Linked DNA regions of Homo sapiens: region 2 is linked to region 1. The links are chromatin contacts, found by Hi-C or POLR2A ChIA-PET in ENCODE. All regions are on one chromosome and are shown on one strand. Each heading gives the region's core, a stretch centred on a gene start or an enhancer-like site at or near the end of the contact. The rest is flanking DNA. Distances are from core to core; before and after follow the strand shown.

The links. Hi-C counts contacts between places; a loop is a spot of excess contacts on that map. ChIA-PET counts read pairs that join two places held with the same protein, here RNA polymerase II (POLR2A). Pooled maps may share reads with other maps.
Region 2: a loop to region 1 is called in a pooled map, with 3 times the contacts of the local background. The contact joins the enhancer-like site here to the promoter of NOTCH4 in region 1. A Hi-C loop is called at or near these places in 1 of 50 pooled maps. POLR2A ChIA-PET finds 5 or more read pairs at or near these places in 2 of 52 experiments (OCI-LY7 and activated CD8-positive, alpha-beta memory T cell).

What each region holds. Positions count from the first base shown.
Region 1 is chr6:32,222,168-32,225,316 of GRCh38, forward strand. It overlaps NOTCH4 (notch receptor 4), which reads right to left and starts at 1,900. Exons shown (of 30, transcript NM_004557.4): 1 at 1,689-1,900; 2 at 838-919; 3 at 344-639. The coding sequence starts at 1,761.
Region 2 is chr6:32,621,876-32,625,085 of GRCh38, forward strand. No RefSeq gene overlaps it. Among named protein-coding and RNA genes, the nearest start is that of HLA-DQA1, 14 kb to the right of the region's middle. Within about 2 kb of position 1,961, at least 8 of the 41 ENCODE cell types and tissues checked have a DNase peak (open chromatin) inside an H3K27ac peak, as active enhancers do; they include OCI-LY7, where a contact is called at or near this core.

The DNA of each region.
Region 1 (3,149 bases), core at 650-3,149:
ATGCAAAAGTCTGGAGGACCCCTGGTATGCAGAGCAATGACCCTCTTCTAGCTGCTAGGCAATGGGGAGATTAAAGGGGCTAGAACAGGCATCAGGATGGTGCACAAAGGGGGCTCATGGCACCCTTAATTTGGAAATATTTTAACATTTTAGCAATCAGTACAACCATGCTGGTGAATGTTGGTTGTGGGTAAGTGGATTGCCAAGAATTGGCATGTTGATTCTCATGGCTTCTGTCTTCAAAGGGCTTGCAGTTTCTCAGGCTCCAGTTCTATCTTCCCCACCCACAGCCTAGCCCATTGCTCCTGCCTGTCCCCTCCTGGCTGCCCCCAGCAGCGCTTACCTGTCCATCCAGGCATGCAGGAGCACTGTGGGCGGCCCGAGGCCTGGATGTGGCAGCGGCCCCTTTTGGAACAGAAGGAGGGAGGACAAGGGTCTTCAAGCTTGGCCTGGCATCTCTCACCAGTGAAGCCAGGGAGGCAAGTGCACAAGAAGCTGGGTGTCAATGGAGAGGGAGAGCTGGGGAGCCCTAGGGGAGCGGGAAGCAGGGCTTGGCAGCTGCCTCCATTTTGGCAGAGCTGGGCGTTCTGGCAGGGGTCAGGAAACTGGCACGTCTCACCCAGGAAGCCAGGGGCACACCTGGGCAGGGGAGGAGAGGAAAACTCACATCACTGGTCCCTCTTCCTATTCTTGCCCACTCCCTCCTCTGCCTTCATTTGTTTCCCTTCATCTCCTTCACTTCCTCTCTTTCTTCTTTGGTCTCACTTCCTCACCTCTCCCCCCCTGCTCTCCCTCCCCCTTTCTCTCCAGTCTCCCACTCCTGCAAGGCACACTCACTGGCAGGTCCCTTGTCCCAGAGACAGGCTCAGGCAGGTGCCTCCATTGGCACAGGGTTCTGGGAAACTCCCACACAGCAGCCCTGAGGGTGGAGAGGCAGGCGCAATGGAAGCCCTGGGTGCTGTGCCTCCACCTTTCCTCTTCTAGGTGCTCCTGAGAGACCTGCCCACAGCAGCTCCCACAGGTACTCTAAACCACCTCTTCTTCACATCTGTCCCCACTCTCCACATGGTACCCAGCCCCAGCCCCAGTGCCCTCCGTCCCAGTTACTAATCCCTACCCCCCTTTCCTGTTTATTCTCTGGCCTCCCAAGTCCAGCCTCGGACTCCATCTCTCGGAAGCAAGACAACAGGGGTCAGAAGAGGGGCGGAGGTGGCTCCCGGGAGGTGAATGGCTGAGACTTCGAAGAGATTTCCTCCCGGAAAGGCCGAGCATTGAGCCATCCGGGGGGTGGGGACAGCTGGACTAAGAAAGGGCTTAGTAGGCCTGACCTTTCATGTCCCCATCTCCTGCTTCCCTCTCATCTCCTCCCCAAGCAGGTGGTCAGTGTGTTCCCTCTTCCCCTCTTCCCTATGGCTGCAAGAGTCCTCCAGTGCCAGTGCTGACGAGGTTCTTCCTGGAGGTGGGCACCCTCTCACCCATCCCCCAGCAGTCACCACCCCTGGCACCAGGCCCGAAGCAGCTCCATGGGCAGAGCCGTCTTTCCCTGGAGGCCGTCTCTATTTGGGCAGTGAGAATCTCCTCCATCCAGCATCCCTCACACGGCCTGGGGCTTGGCCCTCTTCCCCCACCCCACTGATCATCCTCCTAAGGGAGCTGGGTCCCCTCACCTCACCCACGCCATGCCTCACCTCTGGGTCTGACCACTGAGACACATAGCAGCAGCAGCAGCAGCAGCAGCAGCAGCAGTGAAGGGGGCTGCATTCCACAGCCCCTTCTCCAAGCCCCGGTCCCTGTCCCTCTTCAGGCAGGGACCCTCAGAGCTCTCACTGGGGCAGGAGCCACCTCCTCTGCTCCCACTGCCCCTCTTCTTCCTCCTCGGCCTGCTGCAAGCCTCACGTCTGAGCTGTTTCCTGAGTCACACAATGTCCTGGACACCCTAGTAATGGGGGGCGGAGGAAGAGTGGAGGAACACTAGGGGGGATGAAGGAGGGGCCTTCTGTCCCTGACAACCCCTGGGGAAGTAGGGGGAAGTAGGACGGTGTGCCTGGAGGGCAGGTGATAGGAGGGGAGAAGGAATCTCGGAACCCCCTGGGCAGTCCCAGCCCTGCTGTTTGTTGATCTGGTCTCTCCTTTCTAGGGATGAGAATTGCAAGGTGGCTGCCCTGTGCCCCAGGAGGGGCAGGACCTGGAAACAGGTATTGGGTGGTTACAGAGTTCTGTATTCCTCCTCCCAGGAGAGGATGCTTAATTTGCCAGGTTATTACAGATGCTTCTCAGAGAACCTGCAACTTGTCATAATTTGAAACCACTCACCTTGGCTAAAGGAACCCAGGGGCTTCTGGGCCTTATCTTGGCTCTTGCCAGGACTTATTTTTCTCCTTCTGGCAAATGGGCAAGATGCTGGCCGGTTTTGGGGAAATCTTGGTCTTCCTGTTGTAGGGGAATGTTAAGACTGTCATTATCAGTGATAAATGAACATAGTCTACCCTAAATTTTGCAGTCTGAATTGTCTGTAACAAACACTGAATTTGGGTAGTTTTCACTTCCTCCATCTCTGCCTCCCTCCGCTGTCAAGGTCCTTGGGATGCAGGGAATGCCAGTCAGAATGCAAAATTGGAGTCAATAAAATCACAAAAGAGAATTCTTTGCCTCAGAATGCTCATCCTACCTTCTTGAGTCAACCCAGGACAACTTTGGGGTCAACCACACACTGAGTTCCTTTAGTAGCACAGGGAACTGAGAGTCCAGGGTGGCAGAAGGTGTCAGTGGCAGCTGTGCTCTCCCTGGTGTTGAGGCACTCATGGCTGCTGCTGGTGCACCTGAGAGCCTTCCCCTACCGGGGAATATACTTCACCAGCACCACTTTCTTCCTTTTTTTAGCTTTTTATTTTAAAATACTTTTAATCTCATGGGAAAGGGGCAAAAATACTAAAAAGAATTCCAGGATACCCTTCACTCAGATTCATCCACTAATATCATTTGACCACATTTACTTTATCATTATTTCTCTATAAATACACATTTGTATTTTTTTCTGAACCATTTGAGAGTAAGTTGCATACAAGATACCCTTTACCCTTAAATCCATCAGTGCAAATTTTCTAAGAACAAAACATTCTTTTACATAATATAGTACAATTATCCAAATC
Region 2 (3,210 bases), core at 711-3,210, 400 kb after region 1:
TAAACTGACATGGCACACTGGTAGGCATGTCTTATGGAGAGGTGCTTCTGCCCCATCCCTGTTTTAGTTAATTCTCAATTTGATCTGATGTCCGAGCCTCACCTACTACTTCAGTCTTATGACCCCCAGACTCCCCAGTTGATAAGAAGATGCATGAGTAAAGGAGGAAATTGAGAGATGCTTCCTTTCGGTGTCCAAGTGTCAAAAAGGATTCCTAGTCTTAATTAAGAAATCTACTGAAAGAAAGTGATTACAGAATTTACAAGTTGACTTGGTGATGCCTCGAAAAGAGTGAGAAAGCTACAACAAACTACAAGACAGAAAAACCACGAGAGCTAAAAATGAGCATTTTGTGGTACCAATCTTGCTGTAAAAGTCTTAATATTTTGTGTATCTTTCTCAGCACTAGACTAGAACATATATGCCAATGGGTAGTGATACACAACTGTCACTGGTAAAGTTGCATACCAATTCACAATCCTATTCTCATACCCAAGTTACTACTACACATTGCTCTTGAGTCAGTAGCTGCATTTGCCACCCTGGCTCAAAATATCAGCCATCACATTTAGTAAATTCTAACATACAAAGCAAATTAGCACTGATTTATCAGATTTACCATTGGGTGGGGTGAGGAGGAGGAGGATGCTGGCTGACTTAGCCCAGTCCCTTAAGAGCTCTGTTCCAGAGAATATACTTGTGCTCTTCCTCCATGGCCCAGCATATGCACAGGGCTCCAGTCATTTGCCTCCAGCAGGGGGCTCTTCCACACTCATTCACAGTCAGCTGGATTCCAATCTCTGCTCAAGTGTGAGCAATGTAGATCCAGCCCCCTGGTTAATGTATTCATCACTGTTCAAGCCCAGTCTCTTTCAGATGTTGAGACAGTGGCCCTAACTCTGTGTGGCTGGCCCAGAGCTGTGCACCTACCCTCACTTTCATACCACATTAATTTCAGATCCTTATTGTCATGGGTTTCCCAACTACTTTTTTTTCTTCAGGGGAAACCTCCACAATGTAGTTTCTAATATGTTGAATTCATACTCCAGAAAGTGTCCTGTAGAATAATGTCTTACTGAAAACGGCCATCACAGCCAGGAGTCCTTAACTATGTTCTTTGATACCCTTAGTTACAGTTTGTTGTCATGTTCTTCACATCTTGTGTGAAGATTGTTCAAGTATTGGCCAAAGGATATGTCACTATCTAAAATTCACATTGAGAACCTCAGAGTAACTAATAATAAGTGTGATGCTTGTAGGAAAAGAAGAGCTGTTTGGTCACAGGATGTGGTTATTAGAATAGGGTTGTGGTTGAAGGGGAAGGATGATGACATAAATCTTTGCATAAACCACATTAACATGAAACCTTGATATTATCATTACATACTTTTCTTTTTATCTAATAAGGCAAAGTAGAGAAGTCAGCATCATTTGTCTCTGGCAGACTAAACTGTCAAGAAGGCATACCCAAGGTTGGTGGCAGGGGGAGCTTCATTAGCATTAGGAATAATAGAAAATATCAAAGAATAAGTTTTGTAAGAAATACATAGACTCAACAGAAAGTAAAAAATGTACTTTACTGAAAAGAAAACAAACTATAAATGAATCATGAAGTTGGATGGAGATATAATCTATAGATTTAAAACTGTTTTTATTCAAAATAATGAGATTTTAAAAAATAATAAATGTTCTGAAAGTCTAGGATAAGTATACTGTCCTGTATTGTTGATTTTTTAAAGAGTAGTAGAGTGTATTATATAGCATATTATATAAAGACATGGGCCTGAGTTAGGCAGTCTTTTTGTTTGTTGAGGTAAAATTCACATAACAAAATTAACCCATTTTAAGGTGCACAACTCAGTAGCATTTAGTGCATTCACCATGTTGTACAACCATCACTTCTATGTAGTTCCATAACATTTTCATCACCTCCAAAGGAGACCTTGTACCCATTAAACAGTCACTCCCCATTCCCACTTCCTCCTCAGCAACCACAATCTGATTTTAGACAGGCCTTGTTTTGCATCTATGGTAGTGCAATTTCTACATCAATCTATGCAGAAGGAGCTTAGGCCCAGAATTCTGCATGGTGGGTAGGAGCTGTGGCTTGTCTTGAAGCTGGATGTGCTTGCATAGCAAATGCTTTATCTTTATTTATGTGTGTTTGGGTTATTTAAAAAAGAATGTCTTATGAATATTATGGCTATATTGTTAATTTTCAAAGTGTTTTTGTTGTTTTACCTATGGAGAAAAGATTAATAGCAATTTGGTTTGTTTTACAAAGGGACTACCTTCTCCAATGTTTGTGAAAATAATAATTAAACTTTTGTTTGGCTTTGTTTTATGTATATATTTAAAGCTGTCTTGAATTTCTAATCTATCTGTTTTAAGTTTTTTTCTTTTTGTTTATCCTTATTGCTCTCTTAAAATGTTTTCTGTTTCTTCATATTATTTTACATATAACAGGGACTAAAAAATGGTCATGAGTTCAAAGAAATCAGATGAAATTTGGTAGGAATTTGGGGCTAATGTTTCAGGGTCTGATTCTTTCACTGGAGGACCATGAAGGCCATAGCGTGGAATTATTTTCTCTGGGCCCATTCAATTTCTTCTGAGAGGAAACTTCATGTATTTTGTTTGAGGGATAGATGCCAGCCACCTATGTGGCAGAGGTCAGAGTGGAAGAGAGGTGCGGTTAACTATTCCCCATATAATCTTTCAATTAATCTCTTGAAGTGTCCCCAAGGTTTTTTTTTTTTTTTTTTTGGATTTGTCTTTTTTTTTTATTATACTTTAAGTTTTAGGGTACATGTGCACATTGTGTAGGTTAGTTACATATGTATACATGTGCCATGCTGGTGCGCTGCACCCACTAACTCGTAAAAAATGTTTAAATAAATACTATTTCAAGTGTGTGGTGATGTTTTTATAGCCATTAAAGATAAGATTTTATGAAACTGTTTAGTGATGTAGAAGATTGTCTGATCTGTGGGAAATTATCCATAGATTAAGTAAAAAAAAAAGACTACAAAGACTAATATTACAATTCTGTAAATGTATCTATACTGTGATATTTATATTTATAAAAACAGGAAGGATCTTAATGACACTCAGAAGACTAGAATTAGATGATAGAAGAACGACTACATTTTTCTCCTCCCAACAGTCTTAATAGGGCCTCCAGGTCTAAGGTGAGTGGCCTTGAAAAAT